Linked DNA regions of Homo sapiens: region 2 is linked to region 1. The links are chromatin contacts, found by Hi-C or POLR2A ChIA-PET in ENCODE. All regions are on one chromosome and are shown on one strand. The core of a region is the stretch at or near the end of the contact, and the rest is flanking DNA. Distances in the headings are between cores, read along the strand shown. Region 1 holds the start of ENTPD6 (ectonucleoside triphosphate diphosphohydrolase 6). Region 2 holds the start of NINL (ninein like).

What was found. A loop is a pair of places that touch in the nucleus more often than their neighbours do. ChIA-PET counts read pairs that join two places held with the same protein, here RNA polymerase II (POLR2A). Pooled maps may share reads with other maps.
Region 2: a loop to region 1 is called in a map of naive thymus-derived CD4-positive, alpha-beta T cell, with 7 times the contacts of the local background. The contact joins the promoter of NINL here to the promoter of ENTPD6 in region 1. A Hi-C loop is called at or near these places in 1 of 168 maps with a recorded cell type or tissue (naive thymus-derived CD4-positive, alpha-beta T cell) and 5 of 50 pooled maps. POLR2A ChIA-PET finds 5 or more read pairs at or near these places in 1 of 52 experiments (HEK293).

What each region holds. Positions count from the first base shown.
Region 1 is chr20:25,190,527-25,196,965 of GRCh38, forward strand. It overlaps ENTPD6 (ectonucleoside triphosphate diphosphohydrolase 6), which reads left to right and starts at 5,186. Exons shown (of 15, transcript NM_001247.5): 1 at 5,186-5,341. LOC101926889 (a long non-coding RNA gene) reads right to left here and starts at 6,366. Exons shown (of 6, transcript NR_109994.1): 1 at 6,097-6,366. RefSeq lists enhancers at 4,642-4,881, 5,732-5,801, 6,182-6,331 and a silencer at 5,022-5,441.
Region 2 is chr20:25,582,055-25,588,493 of GRCh38, forward strand. It overlaps NINL (ninein like), which reads right to left and starts at 3,477. Exons shown (of 24, transcript NM_025176.6): 1 at 3,401-3,477. RefSeq lists a silencer at 3,412-3,541.

The sequences.
Region 1 (6,439 bases), core at 3,936-6,435:
AGGAAGAAATCAGAGCAGTGGCTAAGATGTTTTGTTTGATATTATTAACAAATGACCTATGAGTGATGGTATCTTAGGTTGAATTCTTCCAAAACAAATTCTAAAGAATGATTTGAGTGCAAGTAGTTTATTTAGGAGGTGACACCAGGAAAAACCAGTAGAGGAGTGGGGCAGTGAGACAGGGAAGGGAGGAAAGCCAGTGTGGGTTACCGCTCTGGACCACTGTGTTCAATGCCAAGTAGACATGCCGGAGAGTTGTCCTGAGTGGAAAGGGAGCCAGGGTCTTTGCACCTGACATGGGCTGAAACTGCTCTCAGAAGCATTACCTCCTGGCACTTCCTCTGCCAAAAGAAGGCCCTGCTGTGGAGAGTCACGGGAGCACACAGTGGGACAGACACAGGCAGGAGGCCTGGCAGCCTCTGCTACAGAGACACTGCACAGTCCATGTTCTGTTCCTTCACTGAGCAGACAGCTTTGCAGCTGTCCTCCTGGACTTTTGTGAGTAGGTGGACACATGTGAGCAAGCCACACACAATAGAGGGCTTCCTCCACTATTACTCAAGTTAGGTAAATTGAGGCAGCTTGGTAACTCACCAACCTCTTCTAAAACATTCTCACCCCCAAAAAGCAGGGCCAGGCACTCCCCCCTGCTGTCAGAACACTTGCATACATGTTCTGCTGGAGCCCATGTCTCAGTTATCTGCTCCTGCATTCCTAGGGCGGGTGCCAATTGGCTTCCTTCACCTTCTGCCTGCAGGGCTGAGCTGCTTCTGGCTGACAAGTGAAAACATTAGAAGCACCCTCATCAATCCATCCATTTCTTCAAGAAATATTTTATATGTTGACTTCATTTGAGTTTACCCAAAGGCAGTTTGAGTCAAGAGCTTAGATGCAGGTAGTTGACCTGGGAGGTGATTCCCAGAAGCAGGAGAGAGAGAGAGAGAGAGAACCGAGAAAGATCGGAGGACCAACCCAAGGGGGCATTACTGAGCTGATCACCACTAAGGGTCACTGAGGCTCACTTCTACTGAGGACTCAGAATTGGTCCTCTGGGGACAGAAGGCTGAGGTATATATCCCCAGTTAATTAAGGGTTGCTGTGAAGGAGGTTCACTGTGCATTGGTTACCAACATGTCTGTGTCCAGTGAGAGAGAACGCATTCATACTCAATAAGTTATATGAAGCAAATTTATTACTTACAGACAGGCAGCAAGGGACAAGAGGAGCATTCATTGCAAGCTGGTTGCCTGAGGCTCAGGAAATCTGCTCAGGGCAAATGGAGTCTCAACTGGGCATGCCCCACTTGCACCACAGACGAGGAATGCCAGAGAGCAGCCTGCCCTGGGTTTAACATCCCAGGGTAATGTGATTTGCTGGGCAGTGTTGAAGGACATCCTATTTTCAGCAGGAGACTGGAACTGACCTTGGGCTGTTCAGCCAGTTCTCCCTTATCTCAAGATGCTGCAATCCTAGCACATTCTGCAGTTATTCCTGAGAACTACATGGTAAAAAGGGGACTGGGTCTGTCCAAGGCCACCCAAACTGCCCTGCAGTTGCCCCGGGGATGTTAAATTTCCCTGAATTCCAGGCTGCGCCTGCTCCCAAGGCTTCCGGAGAAAGTCGTAAGATAAGCCCTAAAGAGGACAGCAACGAGATGCTTGAGGTGGCAGCATTCAGGGGAACTCTCCACAACAATCAGAGAGCTGACGGCAGAGGCAGGCAAGGGACATTAGCACCAATAATGTATGCTACAGGCACCTACCATGTTCTAGACAGAGTGCCAGACATGCAGCAGTGAGCAGGACAGACCAACTTATTTGTTCTCATGGAGCTTCATTTCAGTAGTGGAACAAAGAATTTACCAATAAACAAGTCAGCAAACAAGTAATGACGGGTGTTGTGTCTTTGCAAAAATTATGACAATAAGAAAAATATGACATAGGAAAATTACAACAGTGAAAGAAAGCTGGCCTAACCGACTCCATCTTCTAACCTCCAATCTGCCTTTGCACATTCCTGGGCATAGGCCAAACAAATCTGTGGAGAAACTTAGTTTATAATTTCACTTTAAACCAAATATAACAGCCCCCCCCTGAAACAAACCTCCTTCTTGCTTGGGGACCAGACCACCTTTGTGAAACTAACAAATTAGCCACAAGATTAAAATTTATGGGCCGGGCGCGATGGCTCACACCTGTAATCCCAGCACTTTGGGAGGCCAGGGTGGGCAGATCACCTGAGGTCAGTAGTTCAAGACCAGCCTGGCCAACATGGTGAAACCCTGTCTCTACTAAAAATATAAAAATTAGCCGGGCGTGGTGGCAGGTGCCTGTAATCCCAGCTACTCAGGAGGCTGAGGCAGGATAATTGCTTGAACCCGGGAGGCAGAGGTTGCAGCGAGCCGAGATCACACCATTGCACTCCAGCCTGGGGGACAAGAGCAAGACTTCATCTCAAAAAAAAAAAAAAAAAAAAATTATGGCTTAGGAGTCATGCAGCCCGAAGCCACAAGATTCCTAACCTCCATAATTGCTCCAATAGATAATATTACTATTATATAACATAAGATTGGTGTTCAAGGTATTTTTCAGACCCCACATTGTGATGGACTAGCCACCCAGACTGGTAAACTGGCTATCTCGTCTTGTGACCCCAACCCAGGAACTAACCCAGAGCAAGACGAAAGCTTCATCTCTTCAGGATTTCATCCCTAACCCAACCAATCAGCACTCACCATTCCCTAGCCCCCTGACTGCTAAACTATCTTTTAAAAACCCTAGCCTCCAGACTGGCACAATCCCAGCACTTTGGGAGGCCAAGGAGGGCAAATCACTTGAGAGCAGGAGTTCGAGACCAGCCTGGCCAACACGGTGAAACCCCGTCTCTACTAAAAATACAAATAATTAGCTGGGCATGGTGGTGTGCGCTTGTAATCCCAGCTACTTGTAAGGCTGAGGCATGAGAATCGCTTGAACAGGAGGTGGAGGTTGCAGTAAGCCTAGACTGCACCACTGCACTCCAGCCTGGACAACAAAGCAAGACACTGTCTCAAAAACAAACCCCCCCCAAAAAATTCCTTAGACTCCGAATTTGAGGAGAGGCTGATTTGAGGAGTAATAAGCCTCTGCTCTCCTGGTTAGCCAGCTCTATGTGTATCGAACTCTTTATTGCAATTCCCATCTTGAAAAATTGGCTCTATCTGGGCGACAGGCAAGAAGAAGCTGTTGGGTGGTTACAGTGTGATGAGTGCTATGAAGGAAATAACATAAAAGGTGACAGAGAATAACTAGAGGAGGCCATTCTAGATAAAATGGTCTGAGGAGGTGACATTTGAGCTGAGTATTAAACATTGAGAAACAATCTACGAAGGGAAGATGTGGTGCAAGACCTTTCCAAGCAGTGTATAATACACACAAAAGCCCATGCCAGCAAAAAGATTTTACTTTCACAAATTCTAGAAACTCTAAGAGTAAAAAGTGGTGAAAAGAAAGGAAGTGATAACACATGTTGCCAAGTGCAGCAGGCAGAAACAGGGCCATCACCACTTCACGACAGGATCTCAAAATACTAGGAAGTGTAAATTAAAACCATGAGATATAGTTTTGTCATTATTGGATTGGGAAAGATCCAAAAGTTTGGAAAGACCCCACTGGTGAAGATGTGTGGAAACCCACAGTCTTACACATTATTTGCCAGAGTGTAAATTAGTACAGTGTCTAAGGGGGGCAATTTAGCCACGTTTGGCTAATATATTATTTTAAAGGACATATCCCACCATAGCCAATTCCACCTCTAAGAATATTTCTGACAGATATACCCACATGCATGCACAAAGACAATCCACGGGATCCAGTCACATTATTCCTAACCCAAAGCAACTGGGAAACACTTCAAGGTCCATCAGTGAAGGCCCGCATAGGCTAACCTCTGTAATAACCAAATCTCAGTGGCAGTGTCCAACCAGGTGCTTGTGGGCGACCTTCCAACAGGCACCGCATTGCCCGGCTGCCAGGCCGGGCCTGTGTACTGTCCCCGCATCCCATACAGCTAGCACTTATTCACCCTCAAAAGCGTCCCATCCTGAAAATAAACTCTTGCCCACTTGGTGCTTCAGGAACCTGGGCTTCTTCCACTAATAGCTCTCCCAGATGCCCCAGTGCGCAGGTGGGGCCGTCCTCTAGGACCAGGCCTGGCTGGGGCGCACCCACACCTCCTTGGCCAGACGCCATGGGCCGGGAAGGGGCTCTGGCCCTTGCGGGAATGAGGGCGCCTAGCATAGGTGTGCAAGTGGGCAGCCCCCACCGTGGGGTCCTTAAGTAAGCTGGAGCCTGTGAGCCAGGACAGTCAGGAGTTGCAACCTTGGTGATTTCTAGGAAGACAGAAAATGGGGTCAAGGGCCGGGTGTGGTGGCTTATGCCTATAGACCCAGCACTTTGGGAGGCCGAGGCAGGCGGATCACCTTAGGTCAGGAGTTCGAGACCAGCCTGACCAACAGGGCGAAACCTCGTCACTACTAAAGGTACAAAAATTAGCCAGGCGTGGTGGCGCACACCTGTAATCCCAGCTACTCAGGAAGCTGAGGCAACAGAATCGCTTGAACCCGGGAGGCAGAGGTTGCAGTGAGCTGAGACCACATCACTGCACTCCAGCCTGGGTGAGAACCTGTTAAAAAAAAAAATAAGAAAATGGGGTCAAGAAACGGTGGGAGGAGGGCAGATTTCATGAACCTGCCTGCTATGATGTGGCTGCATTTCCATCATGCATTGTCCTAAAAAAAGAAAAAGAAAAAAATAAAATGTAGACGTGGAGGGATGGGGGAAATTGCACAGGCCGGTCCAGGCTGTGAGGCTGCCCCCTACCAGGGACGACGAGGGCCAGCTCCGCCGCGCCGTAAGGAAACTGGCCAAGGGAACCCCTTGAATCTGGCGAGGGCCCGCCATGAGACGCTCGGGGAACCAGACTGCCGAGCCCCCCTCTCTGGGCCGACGCCAGCCCGGCTGTGGACTGGAGAAAACCGCAAGGCCACCTGCAGAAAGAAAAGAAGGCCATCGCGCCTACGCAGCTGAGCACCCATACTCCGCCCGCGCCTGCGCAACTGGGTCCCCCGACCCCCACCTCCTCTCCCGCCTGCGCATGCGCGGCTGGGTGCGCCCCCCCGCCCAGCCTGTGACGCCACGTGCATGGGGCGGAGCCCAGGCCCTAGGGAATCGTGGGGTCGTATCCCGCGGGTGGAGGCCGGGGTGGCGCCGGCCGGGGCGGGGGAGCCCAAAAGACCGGCTGCCGCCTGCTCCCCGGAAAAGGGCACTCGTCTCCGTGGGTGTGGCGGAGCGCGCGGTGCATGGTAAGCGGCGGGCCGGGGCGCTGGCGGGGGCGGCCGGGGATCACCGACTGTAGGCGGGCCTCCCCCACGCGGGCGCGCTGCGCTCCGGAGGACGGCCTCGGGGTCACTCGCACCCCGGGTCCCACCTCCTGCTGCCTTCCTGTCCAGGCTCCATTAGGGCTCCCTGGATGTCTGGGCTCCGCTGACCGGTGGGGGGCAAGTCCAGTGTTTTGGGCCACAGGGCGGGCCAAATAGCAGGGGCCTGTAGCCCCAGGGGGCCCCAGCCCTGCTGCGTTCATTCATTCAGCCCGCTTTTGCGGACCCGCCCCCAGTCTGCGTCAGGGACAGACCCCTCCGCCCTGGATGAGCCCGGCGGGGAAGCTTCGCGTAGCAGTTTCTGGGAAACAGGTAGGATCAGGCCGCTCGGACAGGACTGAGGGTGTAAGGACGATTCACCCTGGCATTGGGGTGGTGTCCCGAGGAGCTCATAGGTGGTCAGGGCGGTTCTGCCCGAGCTGACCTGTGAGCCGCGAATGCCCTGGACCGAGGGAGGGAGAGCCCCCTAGGTGGACAGACTAGACTCCTTCAGTGGAAAACATTCAACAGCCAGGAGAGCGTGGAAGAGGAAGGAGAGATGGGAGGGCCCAGGGGAGCGTGGAAGGGAGGGTGTTTTTATTATAAGTGCACCTGTAAGTGCAAAGTGCAAAGGAAGCAGCCGCCGGGAAGTGCCTGGGCAGCTCTGGGTGTCCCTCCAGGCACCTGTATTCCAGCCTTACCTGCGCGAAGCCACACATCCCACGTCACACAGGATACGGGGAAGTCAGCCATAGCCTGCAGGCGGGGAATCTGAAACCTCGCGCAGGAGTTCCTTGGGAGAGGTGGATTACAAGGACTCTTCCTCCCACCCGCTGTGCAAGAGCCATGGGCGGCCGGTAGTCATTTTTGAAGGACCTGGCAAGCACTGTACAAATCTCAAAATTGCTTTTTGTCCCCCTCCCCTTGCCTTGGAGAGAGTGGCTGGCTAGTGTGTGTGTCGTCTGCCTCCTGAAGGTTCGGGTAAAGGACCAGGGAGGTGGGCAGCCCTTTGTGTCAGGAGATCTGGAAGCGCCTCCCCTCCCA
Region 2 (6,439 bases), core at 2,227-4,726, 390 kb after region 1:
AGACCATCCTGGCCAACATGGTGAAACCCCGTCTCTACTAAAATAAAAAAATTAGCTGGGCATGGTGGTGTACTCCTATAATCCCAGCTACTCAGGAGGCTGAGGCAGGGGAATCACTTGAACCTGGGAGGTGGAGGTAGCAGTGAGCCGAGATCGCGCCACTGCACTCCAGCCTGGCGACAGAGCGAGACTCCATATCAAAAACAAACAAACAAACAAACAAAAAACAAAACTTTTTGCTTAAGTCCTAACTATTCCTCTATAAAGTGCTTTCTTTCCAATTTGATGGAGTTAAATGTTATCTGAGGTCAGGTGTGGTGGCTCATACCTGTAATCCCAGCATTTTGGGAGGCTGAGGCAGGTGGATCACTTCAGCCCAGGAGTTGGAGACCACCCTGGGCAAGACTCCCGGCTCTACATTAAAAAGAAAAAATCTGAAGTCCAAGTTCCTTGGAGAAGGCTTGCTATTTTCTCATTCTACAAAAAAGAGTTATCCTCTAATTTTTATTGCACCTGAACTTTACATAAACACACATCCCACTTTTATTTGCCAATACAGATCAATTCAATCTGTCATCATTTAAACCACTAATGGATGATGTATAAGTCAAACAAAAGGGACAAGCATGAAAGTAGACTGCTTCTCTAACACCTGAACATTTTCCTTTTAATATACAAGCATTCTTGCACACAGTTCATAAAACTGCTAGGCTGCTGATTCAGTGTTCTGTTTAACAGATGAGTTTTAACTACTTAAAAAAAAAACAAACTCTGCTTTCTACAACTATCTGATCTTCGACAAACCTGACAAAAACAAGCAATGGGGAAAGGATTTCCTATTTAATAAATTGTGCTGGGAAAACTGGCTAGCCATATGCAGTAAACAGAAACTGGACTCCTTCCTTACACCTTATGCAAAAATTAACTCAAGATGGATTAAAGACTTAAATGTAAAACCCAAAACCATAAAAAACCTAAAAGAAAACCTAGGCAATACTATTCAGGACATAGGCATGGGCAAAGTCTTCATGACTAAACACCAAAAGCAATGGCAACAAAAGCCAAAACTGACAAATGGGATCTAACCTAAGAGCTTCTCCACAGCAAAAGAAACTCTTCAGAGTGAACAGGCAACCTACAGAACGGGGTAAAATTTTTGCAATCTACCCTTCTGACAAAGGTCTAATATCCAGAATATAGAAGGAACTTAAACAAATTTACAAGAAAAAAACAACCCCATCAAAAAGTGGCCAAAGGAAATGAACAGACACTTCTCAAAAGAAGACATTTATGCAGCCAACAACATATATTAAAAAAAAAGCTCATCATCACTGGTCATTAGAGAAATGCAAATCAAAACCACAATGAGATACCATCTCACATCAGTTAGAATGGTAATTATTAAAAAGCAAGGAAACAACAGATGCTGGAGAGGCTGTGGAGGAATAGGAACGCTTTTACACTGTTGGTGGGAGTGTAAATTAGTTCAACCATTGTGGAAGACAGTGTGGCGATTCCTCAAGGATCTAGAACCAGAAATAACATTTGACCCGGTGATCCCATTACTGGGTATATACCCAAAGGACTATAAATCATTCTACTATAAAGACACATAAACGTGTATGTTTATTGCAGCACTATTTACAATAGCAAAGACTTGGAACCAACCCAAATGCCCATCACGGATAGACTGAATAAAGAAAATGTGGTACAGATACACCATGGAATACTACGTAGCCATAAAAAAGAATGAGTTCATGTCCTTTGCAGGGACATGCATAAAGTGGGAAGCCATCATTCTCAGCAAACTAACACAAGAACAGAAAACCAAACACCGCATGTTCTCACTCATAAGTGGGAGTTGACAATGAGAACACATGGACACAGGGAGGGGAACATCACACACCTCACACATCGGGACCTGTCGGGGCGGGTGGGGGGCAAGAGGAGGGAGAGCATTAGGACAAATACCTAATGTATGTGGGGCTTAAAATCTAGATGACGGGTTGATAGGTGCAGCAAACCATCATGGCACATGTATACCCATGTAACAAACCAGAACGTTCTGCACATGTATCCCAGAACTTAAAGTAAAATAAAATTAAAAAACAAAAACAAAACAAAACAAAAACTTGGCCGGGTGCAGTGGCTCACGCCTGTAATCCCAGAACTTTGGGAGGCCGAGGCAGCTGGATCACCTGAAGGTCAGAAGTTCGAGACCAGCCTGGCCAACATGGTGAAACCCCCATCTCCACTAAAAACACAAAAAATTAGCTGGGCGTGTAATCCCAGCTACTCGGGAGGCTGAGGCAGGAGAATCGCTTGAATCCGGGAGGCAGAGGTTGCAGTGAGCCGAGATGGCGCCATTGCACTCCAGCCTGGGCAACAAGAGTGAAACTTCGTTTCAAAAACAGCAACAACAACAAGAACAACAACAAGAAGAACAAAAACTCTGCTTTTAAAAGTATTTTAAGTCCAGTGTGAAAAACCTAGAAGTCACAGCAAAGGCCGCTAAGAAACTTACCATTACTCATGACCCCTCTTACTACTGACCTTGAAAATCACTTGCCCTTCTCCAAGGCCCCGCCAGCTTCATGGGTCTCTTCCTGAACCTCCTCCCTAGTTCCAGGGCTTGGCCTAAGTCTCACAGAGCAGAAAGAAACGTGGCCACCCTTCCTCACGTGAGTCCTGTGCAAACATACAGCCCCACACAGAGCTCCTAACAATGGGGCATCAGTACCCAGGCACGATCGATGATTATGAACCCAACGCGATCAGAGACTCCCACATGGTGTGTGTGACTGCGCGCACAGGCGGGAGGAAAGGGGCGAATCTGCAAAACGAGTACAACAGATAAAATTCGCAACAGACTTCTACACCCTTTCAATCAACCGTCCCAAGCGCCACGAACGCGGGTCCCGCTCCGTGGGGGGCCGCAGCCACACTGGCAGGAGGGAATCCTGGGCCTCGACCAGACGCCGGCGGCGTCAGGAGAAACGGCCCGCGCTGGGCAGGCGGCGGGCACCGCGTAGCTCATTACCACGGGGGGCCCCGGCCAAGGCCGCCCGCCTCAGGCCGAGCCTTGGGGCTGTGCTGGACCCGGGCCCTCGTTCGCACGGCGCCCGCGCCGCCGCCGTCGGGAAACCGGGTTTTCAAGCGTTCGGCCCAGCGGGCGCTGTATTTTAGGGCGTGACCCCCGCCCCGCCCTCGAGGGCGACCGGAAGAGCAGGCACCACAGCAGATGCGCCGAGTCTGCGCCCCGCACCGCGAGGAGCACCCGAGGCCGCGCTCCCGGAGCCGGGTCTGGTGACTAAGGCGCGGGTCGCGACGCAGGGGCGGCCCCGGACTCTCGACCCCACCAGCCGCCTGAATGTCCCGCCGGACGCCCGGGCCGGCTCACCTGGGAGGCGCCTCCGCCGTCCGCCCGCGCGGGGCCAGGAGCGCGGCACCACCCCCGTACCGCCGGCCGCTCTTTGTGTCTGGAGGCCGCGACGCAACACTCCTCCCGGCCTCGAGGCACCGCCCCCTCGGTGTCCCGGCGCAGTGGGCGAACAGGGGGCGGGGCGAGCGAACGGGAGAGGGGGCGGGTCGGGTCCGGGATTGCGGGGCGGGGTGGGGGCAAGGCGGCCTCCGCAAATCTCAGGGCGGCTCTGGCCAGTTTGGAGCCTGGGGTGACCCTTGGAGCTGACCTCGCTGGTCCCTGTCGGAGCCCTGCGCGCTGCGGAGCTTGGCGGTTCGCAGCTCTCGGGGTAGCATCTTCTGGAAACAAGCCCGGAGGCCGGCCAGGCAGGGGTAATACCCCAAACCCACCACTGAGGAAACCGCGACTTAAAACCTAGGTCGTCACGTTTCCACCGCATATTAAATCAATACGGGTTGAGCATCCCTAATCCAAACATCTGAAATCCGAAATGCTTCAAAATCTGAAAGTTTTTGAGCGCTGACCTGATGCTCAAAGGAAATGCACATTGGAGCACTTCTTTTTTCTTCTTTTAACTTTCTTTTCTTTTGAGAAAGGCTGTCACTTCTGCTGCCCAGCCTGGGATGCAGTGGCGCGGTCATGGCTCACTACAGCCTCGACTTTCCCGGCTATGGCGATCCTCCCGCCTCAGCGTCCCAACCCCCAGTAGCTGGGACTGCAGGCATCTGCCACCATGTCCGCTAATTTTTGTATTTTTAGCACAGAGTCTCACTGTGTTGCCCAGGCTGGTCTCGAACTCCTAGGCTCAAGGGATGGATCCACCGCCTCGGCCTCCCAAAGTGCTGGGATTACAGGCGTGAGCCACCGCGCCCGGCCTGTATTTTTTTAAGAGAGGAGGCTTCACCATGTTGCCCAGGCTGGTCTGGAATTTCTGGCCTCAAGTGATCCTCCCACCTTGGCCTCCCATAGTGCTGGGATTACTGGCATGAGCCACCGCACCTGGCCTCATTGGAGCATTTCTAATTTTGGATTTTCAGATTAGGGGTGTTCAATTGGTATAATGCAAATATTCCAAAATCTGAAATCCTAAATGCTTCTGGTGCCAAGCATCTCGGTTAAGGGATATTCAACCTGTATATATTTATCGAACACCTACTAGGGCCAGGCATTGTCCTAGGGGCTGCCAACAGCGGTGCAAAAAATCCCTGGCCCTTATAGAGTTTACACAGAAAACAATTTAAAAACGTAAATACCCGGCCGGGCATAGTGGCTCATGCCTGTCATCCCAGCACTTTGGGGGGCTGAGGCAGGCGGATCACCTGAGGTCGGGAGTTCAAGACCAGCCTGACCAACATGGAGAAACCCCGTCTCTACTAAAAATACAAAATTAGCCGGGCGTGATGGCATATGCCTGTAATCCCAGCTACTCAGGAGGCTGAGACAGGAGAATCGCTTGAATCTGGGAGGCGGAGGTTGTGGTTATCAAGCCACTGCACTCCAGCTTGGGCGACAGAGTGAGACTCCATTTCAAAAAAAGAAAAAAAAAAGTAAATACAGCCAGGCACGGTGACTCATGCCTGTAATCCCAGTAGTTTGGGAGGCCACTGTGGGCAGATTGCCTGAGGACAGGAGTTCGAGACCAGCGTGGCCAACATGGTGAAACCCAGTGTCTACTGAAACACAAAAAAATTAGCCAGTTGTGGTTAACGCGCGCCTGTAGTCCCAGCTACTCGTGAGGCTGAGGCACAAGAATTGCATGAACCCAGGAGTCGGAGGTTGCAGTGAGCTGAGATCTTGCCACTAGACTCCAGCTTGGGCGACAGAGCAAGACTCTGTCTCCAAAAAATAAAAATAAAAACATAAATATACAAAAATGTCAGAGAGTTATATCAGAATTACAAAATGAGCTACAGTACACTGTAGCATGAGAAAGGTGCATATACTTTGTAGGAACTCCACTTTAGAGGATGTGAGGATCAGAGGCAAAATGGGGTGAGAAGGAAGCAGGATGAAAGACAGGCTATGGGGGAACGGAGTTTCCAAGGGCGAGTGAAATTTCCAAGTGCCTGCAAGTGCTAAACCCCATGCAGAGCAAAAGGCAAACACAGGGAGTGGTTCAGAGACGCTCATAGTGTGTTCTAGGCTGGGAGGTTTCTCTGACCTGCTGAATGTGCCCAGATACCTTTTGCTATGCCCATGACCTGTCCCAACCAGTGTGGGGCACAATGGCAGGACACACCGTGCAAAGGTGGTCCCTGTGGGATGCGCAGCCAAGACCCCGATGACTCCAGTTTATAACCCTGGATTCCCAGGGGTGCTCAGAGCCATGGGGGCTGCCATTGTGAAGAATGTCTTCTCTTCAGTGCTCCTGATGCTCTGCACGGGCTCCCACTCACTGGCTGGAGAATGAATTTGGAGTCAGAAGATGTGAATCATGCCACTTACTAGCTGTTTGACTGTGGATCACCCAGTCATGTAACATCTGTGATCTCAGTTTCATTTGCAAAATAGAAATGTAAAAATTACCCATTGCACAGGAGTGTACTGAATTTATTTGTTATTTTATTTCTTGAGACAGGATCTCAGTCTGTTACCCAGGCTGGAGTGTGGTGGTGTGATCACAGCTCACTGCAGCCTTGATCTCCTGGGCTCAAGTGATCCTCCCACCTCAGCCTCCCAAATAGCTGCATTACAGATGCACCCCCACACCTGGCTAACTTACTAATTTTTTGTAGAGATGGGGTCTATGTTGCCCAGGCTGGTCTTGAACTCCTGGGCTAAAATGATCCTCCCACTTTGGCCCCCCAAAGTACTGAGATTGCAGGCATGAGGCACCGTGCCCAGTTGAGCATACCGAATTTAAATGAGTTAATGTAGTGGTTCTTCATCAGAGAGAAGTGGGAAGACTAGGAGTTCTCCACTTTGACTACTTAAAAATTAAAAACACCAGTGCCTGCATCCTACCTCCAGACATTCCAATTTTATTGTCGTGTAGAGAAAACTCTCCACTCTCACACC